Regions from separate parts of the Mus musculus genome. Here region 1 is linked to region 2. The links are chromatin loops, found by intact Hi-C in ENCODE. Cell type or tissue: left cerebral cortex. All regions are shown on one strand. Links, peaks and the distances in the headings refer to the core of each region. The heading gives the core; the rest is flanking DNA.

Region 1 (9,228 bases), core at 851-8,850, 180 kb after region 2:
GAATAAAATCGACTTCCAACCCAAGGTCATCAAAAAGGACAAGGAGGGACACTTCATACTCATCAAAGGTAAAATCTTCCAAGAGGAACTCTCAATTCTGAATATCTATGCTCCAAATACAAGGACAGCCACATTCATTAAAGAAACTTTAATAAAGCTTGAAGCACACATTGAAACTCTCACAATAATAGTGGGGGACTTCAACACACCACTTTCATCAATGGACAGATCATGGAAACAGAAACTAAACAGGGACACAGTGAAACTAACAGAAGTTATAAAACAAATGGATCTAACAGATATCTACAGAACATTTTATCCTAAAACAAAAGGATATACCTTCTTCTCAGCACCTCATGGTACCTTCTCCAAAATTGACCACATAATTGGACACAAAACAAGCCTCAACAGATACAAAAATATTGAAATCATCCCATGCATCCTATCAGATCACCATGGACTAAGGCGATCTTCAATAACAAAATAAATAATAGAAAGCCAACATTCATGTGGAAACTGAACAACACTCTCCTCAATGATACATTGGTCAAGGAAGGAATAAAGAAAGAAATTAAGGACTTTTTGGAGTTTAATGAAAATGAAGCCACAACATACCCAAACTGATGGGACACAATGAAAGCATTTCTAAGAGGAAAACTCATAGCTCTGAGTGCCTCCAAAAAGAAACTAGAGAGAGCACACATTAGCAGCTTGACAACACACCTAAAAGCTTTAGAACAAAAGGAAGCAAATTCACCCAAGAGGAGTAGACGGCAGGAAATAATCAAACTCACAGGCGAAATCAACCAAGTGGAAACAAGAAGAACTATTCAAAGAATCAACCAAATGAGGAGCTGGTTCTTTGAGAAAATCAACAAGATAGACAAACCCTTACCAGACTCACTAGAGGGCACAGGGAAAGCATTCTAATTAACAAAATTAGAAATGAAAAGGGAGACATAACAACAGATCCTAAAGAAATCCAAAACACCATCAGATCCTTCTACAAACGGCTATACTCAACAAAACTGGAGAACCTGGATGAAATGGACAAGTTTCTAGACAGATACTAGGTACCAAAGTTAAATCAAGATCAGGTTAATGATCTAAACAGTCCTATATCCCCTAAAGAAATAGAAGCAGTCATTAATAGTCTCCCAACCAAAAAAAAAAAAAGCCCAGGACCAGATGGGTTTAGTGCAGAGTTCTATCAGACCTTCAAAGAAGATCTAATCCAGGTTCTTCACAAACTATTCCACAAAATAGAAGTAGAAGGTACTCTACCCAACTCATTCTATGAAGCCACAATTACTCTGATACCTAAACCACAAAAAGACCCAACAAAGATAGAGAAATTCAGACCAATTTCCCTCATGAATATCGATGCAAAAATCCTCAATAAAGTTCTCGCTAACGGAATCCAAGAACACATCAAAACAATCATCCATCCTGACCAAGTAGGTTTCATCCCAGGGATGCAGGGATGGTTTAATATACGGAAATCCATCAATGTAATCCAGTATATAAACAAACTCAAAGACAAAAACCACACAATCATCTCATTAGATGCTGAGAAAGCATTTGACAAAATCCAACACCCATTCATGATAAAAGTCTTGGAAAGATCAGGAATTCAAGGCCCATACCTAAACATGATAAAAGCAATCTACAGCAAACCAGTAGCCAACATCAAACTAAATGGAGAGAAACACAAAGCAATCCCACTAAAATCAGGGACTAGACAAGGCTGCCCACTTTCTCCCTACCTATTCAACATAGTACTTGAAGTCCTAGCCAGAGCAATTCGACAACAAAAGGAGATCAAGGGGATACAAATTGGAAAAGATGAAGTCAAAATATCACTATTTGCAGATGATATGTTAGTATATATAAGTGACCCTAAAAATTCCACCAGAGAACTCCTAAACCTGATAAACAGTTTCAGTGCAGTAGCTGGATATAAAATTATCTCAAACAAATCAATGGCCTTTCTCTACACAAAGAATAAACAGGCTGGGAAAGAAATTAGGGAAACAACACCCTTCTCAATAGTCACAAATAATATAAAATACCTTGGTGTGACTCTAACTAAGGAAGTGAAAGATCTGTATGATAAGAACTTCAAGTGTCTGAAGAAAGAATTTATAGAAGATCAGAAGATGGAAAGATCTCCCATGCTCATGGATTGGCAGGATCAATATAGTAAAAATGGCTATCTTGCCAAAAGCAATCTACAGATTCAATGTAATCCCCATCAAAATTCCAATTCAATTCTTCAACGAATTAGAAAGGGCAATCGGCAAATTCATCTGGAATAATAAAAAACCTAGAATAGCAAAAACTTTTCTCAAGGATAAAAGAACCTCTGGTGGAATCACCATGCCTGACCTAAAGCTGTACTACAGAGCAATTGTGTTAAAAACTGCATGGTACTGGTATAGCGACAGACAAGTAGACCAATGGAATAAAATTGAAGACCCAGAAATGAACCCACACACCTATGGTCACTTGATCTTTGACAAGGGAGCAAAAACCATCCAGTGGAAAAAAGACAGCATCTTCAACAAATGGTGCTGGCACACCTGGCGGTTTTCATGTAGAAGAATGCGAATTGATCCATTCCTATCTCCTTGTACTAAGGTCAAATCTAAGTGGATTAGGGACTCCACATAAAACCAGAGACACTGAAACTTATAGAGGAGAAAGTAGGGGAAACCCTCGAAGATATGGGCACAGGGGAAAAATTCCTGAATAGAACAGCAATGGCTTGTGCTGTAAGATCGAGAATTGACAAATGGGTCCTCATGAAACTGCAAAGCTTATGCAAAGCAAAAGACACCGTCAATAAGACAAAAAGGCCACCAAAAGATTGGGAAAGGATCTTTACCTATCCTAAATCAGATAGGGGACTAATATCCAATATATATAAAGAACTCAAGAAGGTGGGCTACAGAAAATCAAATAACCCTATTAAAAAATGGGGCTCAGAACTAAACAAAGAATTCTCACCTGAGGAATACCAAATGGCTGAGAAGCACCTGAAAAAATGTTCAGCATCCTTAATCATCAGAGAAATGCAAATCAAAACAACCCTGAGATTCTACCTCACACCAGTCAGAATGGCTAAGATCAAAAATTCAGGTGACAGCAGATGCTGGCGTGGATGTGGAGAAAGAGGAACACTCCTCCATTGTTGGTGGGATTGCAAGCTTGTACAACCACTCTGGAAATTAGTCTGGCAGTTCCTCAGAAAACTGGATATAGTACTACCGGAGGATCCCACAATACCTCTCCTGGGCATATATCCAGAAGATGTCCAACCAGTAAGAAGGACACATGCTCCACTATGTTCATAGCAGCCTTATTTATAATAGCCAGAAGCTGGAAAGAACCCAGATGCCCCTCAACAGAGGAATGGATACAGAAAATGTGGTACATTTATATAATGGAGTACTACTCAGCTATTAAAAAAATGAATTTATGAAATTCCTAGGCAAATGGATGGACCTGAAGGGTATCATCCTGAATGAGGTAACTCAATCACAAAGGAACTCACACAATATGTACTCACTGGTAAGTGGATATTAGCCCAGAAACTTAGGATACCCAAGATATAAGATACAATTTGCTAAACGCATGAAACTCAAGAAGAAAGAAGACCAAAGTGTGGACACTTTGCCCCTTCTTAGAATTGGGAACAAAACACCCATGGAAGGAGTTACAAAGTTTGGAGCTGTGTCAAAAGGATGGACCATCTAGAGCCTGCCATATCCAGGGTCCCATCCCATAATCAGCTTCCAAACGCTACACCATTGCATATACTAGCAAGATTTTGTTGAAAGGACCTAGATATAGCTGTCTCTTGTGAGACTATGCCGGGGCCTAGCAAACACAGAAGTGGATGCTCACAGTCAGCTAATGGATGGATCACAGGGCCCCCAATGGAGGAGCTAGAGAAAGTACCCAAGGAGCTCAAGGGATCTGCAACCCTATAGGTGGAACAACATTATGAACTAACCAGTACCCCAGAGCTCTTGACTCTAGCTGCATATGTATCAAAAGATGGCCTAGTTGGCCATCACTGGAAAGAGAGGCCCATTGGACACGCAAACTTTATATGCCCCAGTACAGGGGAAAGCCAGGGCCAAAAAGTGGTAGTGGGTGGGTAGGGGAATGGGTGGGAGGGTATGGGGGACTTTTGGGATAGCATTGGAAATGTAAATGAGGAAAATACCTAATAAAAAAGTATAAAAGGAAGAGAGAAAGAAAGAAAGAAAGAAAGAAAGAAAGAAAGAAAGAAAGAAAGAAAGAAAGAAAGAGAGAAAGAAAGGAAGGAAGAAAGAAAGGAAGGAAGAAAGAAAGAAAGAAAGTCGGTCCTAGTCAATAAACCATAAAACAACCACCTGGAAAAAACACTTCCTCAGCACACTCTGAGACCTACCATGGCAGAAGGGCAGCTTCCACTGTCCCTCTTGTGTTCCAGTCTTGCTCTCCACAGAAACATGTGGCCACTGATGCAGACTCTGTGCACCATGGCTGCTCTCCAGCTTCCTCCCAACACTGCTTAGATGAAGGTACTTTTGTTTCAAGAAGGATTCGTTATCCTACCCTATCATCAATGAATATAATCTCATCTCTTCACCAGATGTGCCTAAACTACATTTCATCCCAGATGAAAACTGAGAGATCTGCTCCAAAATTGAAAATAATTGATGCTCAACTCATAGAAAGCAGTGGCAACATCAGATGTCTGCATAAATGTCTGGCAGTCTAAGAATCCTAGCATATCTACCCCATGGACCTGTCCGGGCACATCTCCAGACACCTCTTCAGTTAGTTGGAGGTGACCAACCCAACTAAAACTACATGTGCTCATCATCTCTAACAGGGTATCTGGCTCCCTCTTCTGGCCACTAAGGGAGTTGCATGCAGAGGGACCACAGACAAGTCAGCCAATTCACCAAAAATAAAAATGTTTTTCCCTTCTTTCTCCAGCCCCACTCATTCCAGCCCTGCTTGCCCCAACGCAAAGATTGACTGACTGACTGACTGACTGACTGATTGATTGATTGATTGATTGATTATATGGAAGTACACTGTAGCGGTCTTCAGACACACCAGAAGAGGGTGTCAAATTCCACTATAGATGGTTGCGAGTCACCATGTGGTTACTGGGATATGAACTCAGGACCTCTGGAAGAACAGTCAGTGCTCTTAACCACTGAGCCATCTCTGCAGCCCTAAATAATGTTGTTGTTGTTGTTGGTTTTTTGTTTTGTTTTGTTTTGTTTTTAAGAAAACACACAAATGTATGGGTAAGGTCAACAACATCTGTAAAAAGCTACTTCACAACATGACTTGGAAGGATTATATCTGTTGTGTCATTATCACTGATGCTGATTTCAAGAAAAACTGAGGCTCATAGCTCTGTATTTCCTGATTTCTTTTATACTCCTTTGAATGTTCAGATTTCTTGAGAAACTGTAGAGCAATAAGAGTGTATTTATCAATAATTTCTTCCACAGGGTTAATAATGAATGTGTGTTATAGAGTATTATCTTTTATGGGCAGCAAAATACATGACAGCAGGGATATAGTATGGTAGTGATTATCTTACACGCGTTCGCGACCGGCCAGGAAAGAAGCAACAAACCGGAATCTTCTGCGGCAAAGCTTTATTGCTTATATCTTCAGGAGCAAGAGAGGAAGAGCGCGGCAGAGAGAGGCAGAGAGGAAGAGAGAGAGAGAGAGAAGCAGAGAGAGGGGCAGAGAGAGAGAGAGAGGCAGAGAGCAGAGGAAGAGAGCAGAGAAAAAGACGAAGAGACGAAGAAGAGAGGGAGTGCCAGGACCCCATACCCTTTTAAGGAGAATTATCCTCCATCTAGGACGTGTCACTCCCTGATTGGCTGCAGCCCATCAGCCCAGTTGTCATCATGAGAAAGGCAGAGCACATGGCAGGAAAACTGCCCCTGCACATGTGCAGATTATTTACTACTTAGAACACAGCTGTCAGCGCCATCTTGTAATGGCAAATGTGAGTGCAGCTCCCCACAGTGATTACATCATAAAGTGTGGCTCCATGAAGTAAAGCATACCCACATACAAGATGACATCTGCCTGTGTGGCCAGGCTGGTTGGGAATTCACTGTGTAGCCCACACTACCTGGAACTTACAAAGATCCATCTCTGCCTTTAAGTTCTAGGGTTACAGGAGTGAGAAAGCACCCTTGAATATAGATGACAGTCTCCAAAGTGAAGAGTTACAAAAGTTTATTATTCATAAAACATTCTCTTAATGGGCATTAAAAACAGAAGTCAGTATAAACAGTGAATGATGCTAGCAATTTTTGAAAAATAATAAGAACAAATAGCATATCAATAAGAAAACCAAAACATCTAAGAGCAAAACTCCAAACAGAAAACCAAACACAAAATTATGCTAAGCACCATTCTCTCACTACAGATTTAGCATCACAAACCTACAGCTTATCTCTGGTCTTGGACACAGTGACAGGGTAGTCACCTCAGTTCTCTCAAGGGGAGTTGTTAGAAAATCAAAGGGAAGCAGACCCAGAAGAAGGCTGGTGGCTCATGGGCTCCATAAAATCAGGGCCTATTCACACTGAGGAAATACACTATGTTAAAGCAAACCCACCCAAGGGATCCTGTGGTTTCTGGGGATGGGGCTCAGCAGGGGGCTCCTGATGTAGCAGGTCTTTCTGCAGGACTCTCTCTTCCTGGGCTATGGCCAGTTCCATCTCTTGCTGCAATTTATCAAACCTGGGAGAGGAAGGAAATTAAGTCACTGGCTTGATAGAGACCTGCCATGATAGCTGTCAGGCTGCTACCTCCCACCACCTCAACTGTACTGGTCACTCAACATGGATCGTTACCCTGAAGCCATTGTTTATAGCCCAACGAATAACACTCACACAGTAGCTTGGAGTATTCTTGGCCTTACACACAGGTCAGAATCTGATCGAGGTACTGTATGTTCTCTGTTCTACTAGAAACTAAAGGACTTTCTCTTGCACTCCGGGGCATCACTTTGTAAAGATAGCCTACCATCCTCAACAGCATATTCGTGATAATACAAGTTATTTATGGTGAGTTAGTGATGGATCGCAGCATTATACAGAAGGACATACTATAGTCTTGCAGCCTTGGCACCTGAGCAAGGTCATGACGATAGCTCAGTCAAGCACTCAGAAGGTACCAGGCACCCAAGCAACATGCATGCTTGAGCCTGTGAGGCAGGAGCAGTGTTTATTTCTCCAGTGGTGTCTCTGAGAACTACGGCCCAGCACAGGCTCCTGAACCAAAGCTGACATTCCTCAGAACAAGAGCTGGGAAACTGCATCCTGGCTCTATATGGGAGTCTGTGGTAGGACACGTCCGTGAAAGATCTGAACAACCCAACAGCAGAGGCATCGCGTGGGTTCATCCTAGAAACTGCTTGACCTATTGTATCCAGAGAAATCTTATCACAGAAATGGTTAATCACTGGAAAAAGCAGTGTTAAAGGAGTGGAAGCTGTTCTCTACAGGAGATGTTCCTAACTAAAATGTAATTTCAGCCAGGGATGGAGGTGTACACTTGAGATTTCATGACTTGGGGAGGTGAAGCGTGCAGATCTATGTGAGTTCAAGAACAGCCTGCTCAGAACATCCTAGAGATCACAGAAGGCCGTCACAATGGCCTGCACACAGAGACTATTAATCATCTGGTATCCTGGACAGAAGTTCTTACTGCCTAGAACACCAAAACACATCGAGTTATGCTTTTCCTGGCAGTGGTTCTTAGTCGTGCTAATAATCAGAAGCCCATATAAGAGAGAGATCCCAGGTACAGAGGACCCAGGCGGCTCTACCCTCTCCTTCCAGCCTGGGATCCTACCTCATTTGCAGGACCTCAAATTGGTACTTCAGCTTTTCTGCCAACTCCCTTTGCTTGATGGCCATATTCTTCTTCTTCAGCATGTACTGCAGCTTTTCCTCCATCCTTTCCATGTGCTGTTCATTAGAAGATGGTGTTATACACGGGCATGCATAGACTTTCTTATAAGAGCACACACACACACACACACACACACACACACACACACACACACAGAGAGAGAGAGAGAGAGAGAGAGAGAGAGAGAGAGAAAGAGAGAGAGAGAGAGAGAGAGTATCCCAAGAGATCCTGGTCACCCAGGCAAGCCAGAAGCTTCCCCAGCAAGCTTCAGGAGAAGTAATAATTTCTCTGTTTCAAGGAAAGAATGAGAAGAAAATGGTCCTTTGTTCTCCTCTAGCCAGCCTATTCATCCAAGAAGCATTACACATACACACACACACACACACACACACACACACACACACACACACAGAGAGAGAGAGAGAGAGAGAGAGAGAGAGAGAGAGAGAGAGAGAGAATATGAATGAATGAATTTAGGAAAAAGCAACCTCATTTTCAATGAGCATGGACGTTTAGATTACGCACACCAGTTCTTTCAGAGGAGGTTCAGAACTTTGCTGTCCAGCACATGGGGGCGTGCTGTGCTCAACCAGACTATACTGAAGTAAAGAGAACCTTTCTCCCTTGATTTCCCAAGCAGCCCAAAGCCCCTTAAAGGTTTTTCCCACATCCCTGGTCATGTAGTCAGGTCCAGACTGGAAGCTCTGGGAAGGGAAAACTGTCCTGTAACACTCACAGAGAAGAGAGCTGAAAGGTTGCTCCTTGGGCTTCTGTCAGTGTGAACCAAGAATTGAGCAAATAGAAGACACAATGAGAAGCATTCATTTGACATTTGCACTAGGCTCTTCATGCACGCTGCTTCCAACTTGTGCTGTCCCATGACCCATGCCATAGAGATGAGTCACAGGATGCAGAACCCAGTCAAAGCTCTGTGTATAGCACCCTGCCAATCATGAGGACATGTACATGTGGACATGCTATTCACTCATGTCCCTACATGGACTTCAGTTTCAAGCAGGGCAGCAGGGATTGCTTACCTATAACTTATTTTCTCACAAGACACTAACAAAGAATACTTGTGCATACACAGAGGAAAAAAAAACAATCACATTACCCGTGGTGGGTGGCTTGTTGGAAATGTGGATTACAAAGGTGATAGGTGGATTATAAAAGGGATTATAAAGCAGAGATGGATGGATAAACAGAAAGGTAGTCCAACGGGCAAATGGGGCTACGCATTACCCTAAGTAATGTTCCTACCTTTTGGTGCTG
Region 2 (9,135 bases), core at 1,136-9,135:
CAATGACCTATAAAGAGGTGTAAGAGTCAGTACTCCTTACAAGTTAACTACATCTTCAAAAGCAGACACAAAGACCACATTTTGACTCTGATCCTTACCATCTGTTTCCTCTGAAGCAGACGGTTGGTCATGAACTTCCTGGTCCGGATGGTTACTGTGTCATTCTGCAGGTAACACACAAGTCAGTAAGATGTTAAAAATCTCGTCTTGCCTTTGCTCTGGCCTTTCAGCAATTACTAGCAATGCAGTCTAGAAAGAGGCAGGAATTGGGGACAAGCTATAAAGGAAAGAAAAGGCAAAAAAGCCCCAAAGCAGGCGACAGCGCCTCATAAACTACCATAAAACAACTCATTTTCTCTCACGTCATCCAAACTTCACTTTAGATTATGGCTATCATTTGAAGTACTACTGATTTTGTGATCTCACATATTGATTTGAGAATCCCTGATCACCTGACACTGGACACCACCAGGACTCTCTACATGCTGCAACCAATGCCTCTAGTGCTTGGAGAGAGAAGTCTCAGTGGTTCCCAGCATCTCTCAGTGGCTACCCAGACACAGGACTTCGCCAACTTCTTCCCTAATTAGAGTAAGTACCGCAGTAGCTGGCATTCAGCGAGCTTAAACAGACACGAAAATTAGCAGAGATCAACTCAAATCGGCAGCTTGCACATGGCTGCTTGCCTTCCGAGCTCGACTCGAGGAATCGGGATTAAGTCACCTCGATAGCACCATGCACGAGTCAAAGAACAGCCCGCGCGTGGCGGAAGGCTCAGTCCTCCGCCTCAGAGAAGTGGACAAGGCCACTTTTTGGCGGTCCCCGAGGCACCCAAGTTCTGCTCCACCGCTCAGTCCGCTGGCCCAAGAGCCGGAGGCGCCTTCGTCACCTTGGCCCGCCAGCGCCCGCCTCACTCGTGCCCCTGAAGCTCCACAGGGGTTTCCATAGCCGAGGCCCGGGAGCCCAAAGCCCGGCGTGTTCCGGACGGCGGTGCCGGACAGCCGCGACTCGGCGACCCCGGGCGACCGGCCTCCGTGAGGCAGGCCGGAGCAGAGTAAGTGGGCCCCGGATGGCTGCAGCTCTAGTGGGGTCCCCGAACAGGCAGGGATGGCGCGGATAAGCGACGGATAGTGCTGAGAGCCCGAGGAGACTCACCATGATGGCTACGGCGCCGGAGCTGGAGAGGAGGAAAAGAGGACCGCTCACTGCCGACCAATCATATCAACGCGCAAGGAAGGACCCCAGCGCGGGGGCGTGGCTAAGGCCTTGGGGTAGACTACAGCAATGCCTGACCGAAAGTACTTGAAGCCACGCCTCGCTAGCCCTTAGCCACGCCCCAGACCTGGGCTCTGGCTGGCCTGAATTGGATCCACTCAAATTGATGTATGGTTACACAATCGCGTGTATATTTCCCATTCCCTTCTTTTCCGTCCTGCATTTGTATTTTGTTGTTTTCTGAAACAGGAGTTCACTATATAGCCCTGGCTGCCCTGAAACTATCGCTGTAGATCACGCTGACCTCGAATTCAAGAGAACGGCCTGCTTCTGCCTCCCAGGCACGTTGGATTTGAGAAATGTGCGCTACTTCACCCAGTAAAGTTCGCTTTCAATGTCATTTGTTTAAATCGGCGGTTCTCAGCCAAAGGGTCACGACCCTTTTGCAAGGGTTGCCCAAAACCATCAGGAAACAGATATTTACATTACAAGTCAAAATCACAGCAAATTAATTACAATTAAGTAATTACAATTAAGTAGCAACGAGAATAATTTTATTTTTTAAGTATTTATTTATTTATTTTTGGGTTTTTTGAGACAGGGTTTCTCTGTGCTGTCCTGGAACTCACTCTGTAGACCAGGCTGGCCTTGAACTCAGAAATCCGCCTGCCTTTGCCTCCCAAGTGCTGGGATTAAAGGCGTGCGCCACCACTGCCCGGCAGGAATAATTTTATAGTCAAGAGTTAACACAATATGAGGAACTGTAGTAAGAGGCCGCAGCGTTAGCAAGGCTAAGAACCACTAGTTTAAATCTTAGAGGCAGGTAGTTGGTTTAAATTGTTTCCACTAAGCAGGGCCTAAGAGGTAGAGGAAGGCAGATCTCTGAGTTTGAGGCCTACAAAGAGTTTTGGGTCAATCAGGGTTGCACAGTGAGACGCTGACTCAAGAATAAAATAAAGTGCCGGGCGGGCGTGGTGGCACATGCCTTTAATCCCAGCACTCGGGAGGCAGAGGCAGGTGGATTTCTGAGTTTGAGGCCAGCCTGGCCTACAAAGTGAGTTCCAGGACAGCCAGGACTACACAGAGAAACCCTGTCTCGAGAAACCAAAAAAAAAAAAAGAATAAAATAAAGTAAAACTTGTCTCCAAAAAAGTTCATCTTGAAGGCATTTAAGAAAGCCATTGGGGTCGGGGTGGGGTGGGGGCTTTGATCAGGGCGTAAAGTAAATAAATTAATTAATGAGAAAAAAAAGGCCTTTCAGTCAGCATCCCTGCTTTACACCAGGGAAATAGCAGAAACCTTAACTACTCACCCCTATTGCATTGACGTGACACCACGAGTTGCTAGTGACTTTTTCATAAGGTTTTTCGTGTGTGAGGCTTTAGGTTCTTTAAAACCAGACCTTCGAAGCCCATGCAAGGTCTTGAAAAATCCATTGCATTGCCAAGAATGATCCTGAATTCCTGATCTTTCTGCCTTCACCTCCCAAGTGGGGCACCACACCTAGCAGTTTATTGGATTGGAAGGGAGGATTGTGGCTCTTTTGGCTTTGAGACTTTCTGAGAGTCTTTTAAAAACTTGTGAGTTTTTAAAAGACTGGTTTTTATCCAGCCAGCCTGGATGACATGGCTGGATCCTGGCTCCAGTTAAAATTTTAAAAGAACTGAGGATGTAGGTCCACTCAGTGGCGGAACACTGTCTAATATGCAAAGGCTCTGGGTACAATCTACATTGTTCAGTATGCAATGGCTCTGAGTTCAATGCCCAGCTCTGGATGGAGAAAAAAAAAAAAAAGAAAGAAACTATCTATTTGAACCAGCTGTGGTGGCATACACCTATGAATGACCACACCAATCTGTGAAGTTAAATAAGAGGATTAGCCAAGAACTTGAGGCTATCCTGGGCTACAAAGCAAGCACCAACATACCAACTAGGGTTACATAGAGAGAACCTATCTCAAAATATATTTTGGGTTTTTTTTTGTATGTGTGTGAATCTCTGATCTGACACAAAATAAGCTTTTAATATTGCCTGAACCAGAAGTTAATGCTTTGCATAAAGTGGAGCAAACATGAATTAACAGCATTATTCCAAGGGAAATACCCGAGTACAGGGCTTAGTGTGCAGAGGAGACCAACCTGCACTTCTGCCTGCACACACACAAACACACACAAGTATGTTAAGTCCCCAAAGCAGGCCCCCAAACGGCAGTGCTGACGGCACTATTTTAAAGTGATGGTCTGGACCCCACCAGACCTTGCTAGGAAACAGACTTAAAGCATTTCTCAGAAGCCCTTAACAGCTGGCTGAAGGCTCCTGGCTGTATCTGTCAGTCTCCTCCCTGCCCAACAGAGTTCTCATGCTAACCACCGGGATTTTCTGAGCTGGCCCCACTCCAGCCATATAAGTCCCTAAAACCTAGCAAGGCTTTGCTGCTGGGAGCTGTCTTCTACTGTTCTTAGTGGTGGCCTGGCAGTTGGTTTTGTTTTGTTTTGTTTTGTTTTGTTTTTGAGACAGGGTTTCTCTGTGTAGCCCTGGCTGTCCTGGAACTCACTCTGTAGACCAGGCTGGCCTCGAACTCAGAAATCCACCTGCCTCTGCCTCCCGAGTGCTGGAATTAAAGGCGTGCGCCACCACGCCCGGCTTCTGGCAGTTTTTAATAGACCGTTCTTTCTCTCCTTGGAGAGCTGAAGGGTTGGGTGGGTTTTTGTTGCATCTATTTACAAAACACACAATTCAAAACGAACCATACATATATATTACATATGCTGTGTAAGAATAAGCGTGTTTATATGTGTTTGTATATATGTTTGTACACAAGTATGTAAATAGATATGTAAATTTACTTATTTATACCAGGTGGGATGTAACTGAGCACTGAGAGTATGGAGACAGGATGGCAAATTCAGTACCCGTCGGGACTATATATGGAGAGCCTTTCTCAGGAAACAACAACAACAACAACAACACACACACACACACACACACACACACACACGCGCGCGCCGGTCCTTGTTTGATTTTTTTTTCTATTTGATGTAACTTTTTGACCTTGAGATTTAAAAAAAAAAAAACAAAACTGCGGGGCGTGGTGGCGCATGCCTTTAATCCCAGCACTCGGGAGGCAGAGGCAGGCAGATTTCTGAGTTTGAGGCCAGCCTGGTCTACAGAGCGAGTTCCAGGACAGCCAGGGCTGCACAGAGAAACCCTGCCTTGAAAAACAAAAAAACAAAAAAACAAAAAAACAAAAAACAAAAAACAAAAAACAAAAAAAAAAAACAAACAAAAAAAGCGGTCCATCCGTCTCTTCTGCTGTTTTTTTGTTTTTGTTTTTGTTTTTGAGACAGGGTTTCTCTGTGTAGCCCTGGCTGTCCTGGAACTCGCTCTGTAGACCAGGCTGGCCTCGAGCTCAGAAATCCGCCTGCCTCTGCCTCCCAAGTGCCGGGATTAAAGGCGTGCGCCACCACGCCCGGCCTCTTCTGCTGTTTTGAGAAACCCACCTGAAAAAGCCATTTTCCCCCACTGATCTGCGCGGCCTAGGTGCATTTTCGTGAAGGAGCCGCTAGATGGCGATCTAGAAGGAGGGCTCAAAGCAGCGTCTGCCAAGCCTCTCTTCATAAAGTCCGGCGGCGGAAGAGGAAGCGGCACGTGCGGCGCTCTACGGTGGCCGGGGAGGCTGCTGCAGCTTCCTTACTCCTAAATACCTAAGCACCCCGGGAAGGTGCGGCGACAGTGGTTTTTGTAGTCGCAGCTCCGAGAAGGGCGTCCGGCCAGCCGGCACCATGGTGAAGGAGCAGTTCCGCGAGACGGATGTGGCTAAGAAAATGTAAGGACGCCCCCGAAGGGGTGGGGGTGAGGTGGAGGCTGAGGTCCCGGGTCCCAGAGTGTCCCAGGAGAGGGACAGTTGTTAAGGGAGCGAAGAAAAAAGTTCCAGGATGGGATTTCAGATCCTGGGGTGGGGGGTGGGGGATCCGTGAGGTATAGCGGGGAAAGTGCAATGGACGGAACAGTGTCAGAACGGGCATTCTGGGCGAAGATGCCACCTCCTGAATCCCTGCGCTGATTACTCTCAGCGGACCTCTTCCTCTGGCACGAGGACACAGTTGTGTGCTGACTCAAGGTTGTCAGCTAGAAAGTGGCAGGCTCAGAAACCAAGCTGCTCTTCTGGGCTCTCTGTTTCAAAGCTTAATTATTAAGCCCTGGTTGTTTGATTTTTTTTTTTTTTGGCGGGGGGGGGGGAGGCTAAGGCGGATCTTTTTGCTTCTTCAACTTACATAAGAGAATGTACTGAGGACAGTGTTGTGCACTAAAGGTCCCGCAGAATGCAGTCTTTCTGCTTGGTCTGTTGTAGAGTAGACAAATCAGCCATGATTGTGGCAAATGCAACGACCAGCAGAGAGGAGACTGAGAGCACCAAGTAATGAATAAGTCTGGGCTCGGTGCAGACCAGGCTCCTTTTAAAACACGTACTGGAGGGACAAGGTAGACTGATAGACGTGAAGCAGGGGACTTACACTATGTGAGTCTTGCAAGGCGTGTCAGACTTTTGGAGTGTTTGGCCAGGACAGAGTTTGAGGCCATGGCAGGGATCTAGACTGGCAATGATGGTGACTTGAGCTGGGTCCAGGGCTCTGAGGTGGATGTGGGGACTTTGGAGAGAAGTGAACTTAAAGGGGCATAGGGCATAAAATGGAAGAGAGAAGCAGAGACAGAGGTAAGAAAAATGAGACTGGAGGAACTCTGTGTTACTGTTCACTGGGACAGGTGTCACCTGGGTGACCTCCGACTGTTCTCAGTCCACCATCTCAGTCCTTCACACGCACCCTATTCACATGAAAGGATCCTCACACAGCAGCCCAGGGATGCAGAGCCACAAGCCAATAGTTATGCCACTCAGGCCAAGGCAGGCAGTCAGGAGTTTGAAGCTAGCCCAAGCTACAGAGCAAGACCCTTCATTTCAGATGCAAACTAGATCTCTGTCACCTGGATCTTCCAGCAGCTCTTGGTAATGCTGACACTTGATTCCCTCCTAAATCCCAAGCCCTGGCCCCTGCAGGCCTTACTGGGCTCATCTTGTACCCTTAGCTGTCTGTGCCGCTTGCCTGTGATTCTCTGGTGATGCCCAGTGCCTGTGGGCCAAGGAATCTTTACCTTCTGCTTCCTATCTTCATTCTCCTATTTGCTCTGTCTGACTTAGAATTCAGCTGGAAGATCACCTTTGCAGAGAGGTGTTCTGACCAGACCCTGGTGTCCCATCAGACTGTACCATCATCCCATGTTATTTTAATTCTCTCTATCTTTTATGAACAGTTAGTGCTCCTACCCCAACTCCAAACAGATAAAGTCTTTTATTCAAAGCAGCACAGTATCTCTAGATGAACTCTTTGTCCATGTAAGTTGTTACTTGCTTGTGTTTCTTAGAAAATGGCAAAGGGGAGGAAGCCTGCACACGTTTGATCTAGATGTAACTTTTCAGATATTCTGAGTTGGAGATGCCCATGCCCAGTCAACTAGAGGTGGCTGACGTAAAGAGATTTCGAAGACGTCTATATATACAAACAAAGGGCATCCCTGGGAGGATTGTGCAATGAAGAGGAGGAAGGGTGGCACCCAGAATGGTGGGGGGGGGGGGTGTCCAATATGCAAATGATAGCAGTGGAAGAAGATACCTCAAAAGACCCAAAAGGACTAAATGAAGACAGTAAAGGAGAGTATAGGCCGGGTGGTGGTGGAGCACGCCTTTAATTCCAGCACTTGGGAGGCAGAGGCAGGCGGATTTCTGAGTTCGAGGCCAGCCTAGACTATAGGCTACACAGAGAAACCCTGCCTCAACCCTCCTCCTCCCCCCAAAAAGGAGAATATACTGAGAGGAGAGGGGCACTGAAGGTGTAGGGAACCTGAAAGCAGAGATAAGGAAGCAAGTCCAGACTGAGAAAGATAGGTTCATCACTAGCTTGCCCACCAAGGGAGTGACCTTGAGAGCAATAACGTCTCATGAGGGAAAATTGAAACTCTTTCCCGTAGGATAAAGGGTTGAAGACCCAGTTACTAAACTCTGTCTGGGTCTGGTGGAACGAGCCTGTCCAGGAGTCAGAGGGCAGGGTGGTTTTGGTTGTGTCCATGTGTGCCTAGATCCATGGGCTTTGATACCTTTCTCTGGTTTGTTCCCACTGCAGAAGCCATATCTGTTTTGGAATGAAGTCCCCTGAGGAGATGCGCCAGCAGGCACATATCCAGGTTGTCAGTAAGAACCTGTACAGCCAAGACAACAACCACGCCCCCTTGTTGTATGGAGTGCTTGACCATAGAATGGTAAGGCCCTGTCCCTCCCAGTGTTCCACAGTTGACACGTGAAATCGTTGGTCCCAGCTGGCTGTGAGTTAGGAAGATTGGGCCCCTTTCTTGTGCTCTCCACCAATGGCTGGGTGTTCTTTCCTCCAAAGGGTACGAGCGAAAAAGATCGTCCTTGTGAGACCTGTGGGAAGAACTTGGCGGACTGTCTCGGCCACTATGGCTACATTGATCTCGAGCTACCGTGCTTTCATGTCGGGTACTTCAGGGCTGTCATTGGTATCTTACAGGTGAGCGAGGGGTCAGGGACACTGGAGGGAACCCAGGAACTGTGGCTGAGGAGGGGTATATCCAGAAGTTTCTATACTGTGCCCATAGTATTGCAATCTTGCATTATGTTAAATTCCTTACAGATTCTCTAATGTTCTGTTTCCCTTGAGAAAGCAATAGCTGCAGAAGAGATGGCTTACTGGGTAAGGCGTTTGGTGCTAGTCTGAGCACCTGAGTCACTTGCCAGGTCCCGCGCTGTTGAAGGAGAGAGCTGACTCCTAATGTCCTCTGATCTTCACACATAAGCTGTAGCTCACACTGAAATAAATACATGTTAAAAGAAAAAAAAAATCTGCCCAACTGAAAGTGGTAGTTTATTCATCGCAAGCCGTGCTAAGCTAGGCGTAACATATACTGGAACCTTAGCACTCAAGAAGCAGACAAGGAGAATCTCAGGTCCAAGACCAGCTCAGGCTGTGCAATGAAACCTGTCTTAAGGTTTTAAAAATCCAGATTCCAACTGTTAAAAACTATAGGACTGGTGATGTGCACGTGTAATCACAGGGCTAGAGAGGCAGAGGCAGGAAGATTGCGAAACTGAGGCTAGCTTGAGACGTGAGTTCAAGATCAGCCTGAACTAAATAACAAAAAAAGATGGTAGGGTAGCTAGAGTTCATTGATATGCATGCCTAGCATGCCTAAGACCCGAGGTTCAATCAAACACTGTACAAAAATAATAACAGTTCCAACACAGAAGACACAAAGAAGAATACAGCAACAAAATCCTGCCATCTGGCCTTGAGCACCGACAACATCCTGGGAACACGGGCTGCCATGATGAGTAGATCTTAGTTTGTGATAATCCATTCCATGTACACAACAAAGCAGAGACATTTAGTAGTAGTGTTTATTTATTTTGTGTGTGTATATATGTCTGTGTGTGTATATGTATATATATTTGTGGGGGGAGCCACTCAATGGGGGTCAGAGGATAACTCGCAGGAGTCAGTTTTCTCCTTCTACCTTGTGGCTCCCAGGAATTGGACTTAGGTCATCAGGTTTGGCAGCAAGCACCTCACCCAGTGATCTATCTCAGTAGCTCCAGAGGTGACATTTTAAAGAGGAAGGATTTTTTTTTAGCCTCTTATCTTTGTCTCCATTCTGCTTAACCTTTGAAAGATGATCTGCAAAACCTGCTGCCACATTATGCTGTCCCAGGAAGAGAAGCAGCAGTTTCTAGATTTTCTGAAGAGGCCTGGCCTAACCTACCTGCAGAAGCGAGGCCTGAAGAAGAAGATCTCAGATAAATGCCGGAAGAAAAGCACTTGTCACTACTGTGGTGCCTTTAATGGTGAGGGG

What was found. Hi-C counts contacts between places; a loop is a spot of excess contacts. Peaks named below come from ENCODE experiments on the same cell type or tissue, not always from the same donor. Only the 100,000 strongest peaks of a DNase experiment are listed, where the experiment ranks them.
Region 1: it touches region 2 in a loop (6-fold over the local background); 5 of 42 quality-filtered maps call a loop at or near these places.

What each region holds. Positions count from the first base shown.
Region 1 is chr14:24,306,986-24,316,213 of GRCm38, reverse strand. E330034G19Rik (RIKEN cDNA E330034G19 gene) reads right to left here. Exons shown (of 7, transcript NM_001379547.1): 5 at 9,217-9,228; 6 at 7,897-8,012; 7 at 6,254-6,780. The coding sequence ends at 6,636. Among named protein-coding and RNA genes, the nearest start is that of E330034G19Rik, 18 kb to the right of the region's middle. In left cerebral cortex, for the core only: a CTCF peak has its summit at 4,914 (motif pointing left); a DNase peak (open chromatin) is centred at 4,903.
Region 2 is chr14:24,482,779-24,491,913 of GRCm38, reverse strand. Polr3a (polymerase (RNA) III (DNA directed) polypeptide A) reads left to right here and starts at 4,856. Exons shown (of 31, transcript NM_001081247.2): 1 at 4,856-5,041; 2 at 7,392-7,527; 3 at 7,659-7,796; 4 at 8,956-9,127. The coding sequence starts at 4,998. Rps24 (ribosomal protein S24) reads right to left here and starts at 1,236. Exons shown (of 6, transcript NM_011297.3): 1 at 1,156-1,236; 2 at 99-164; 3 at 1-7. The coding sequence starts at 1,158. In left cerebral cortex, for the core only: a CTCF peak has its summit at 4,782 (motif pointing right); DNase peaks (open chromatin) are centred at 1,257 and 4,860; H3K4me3 peaks cover 1,770 bases; H3K27ac peaks cover 998 bases.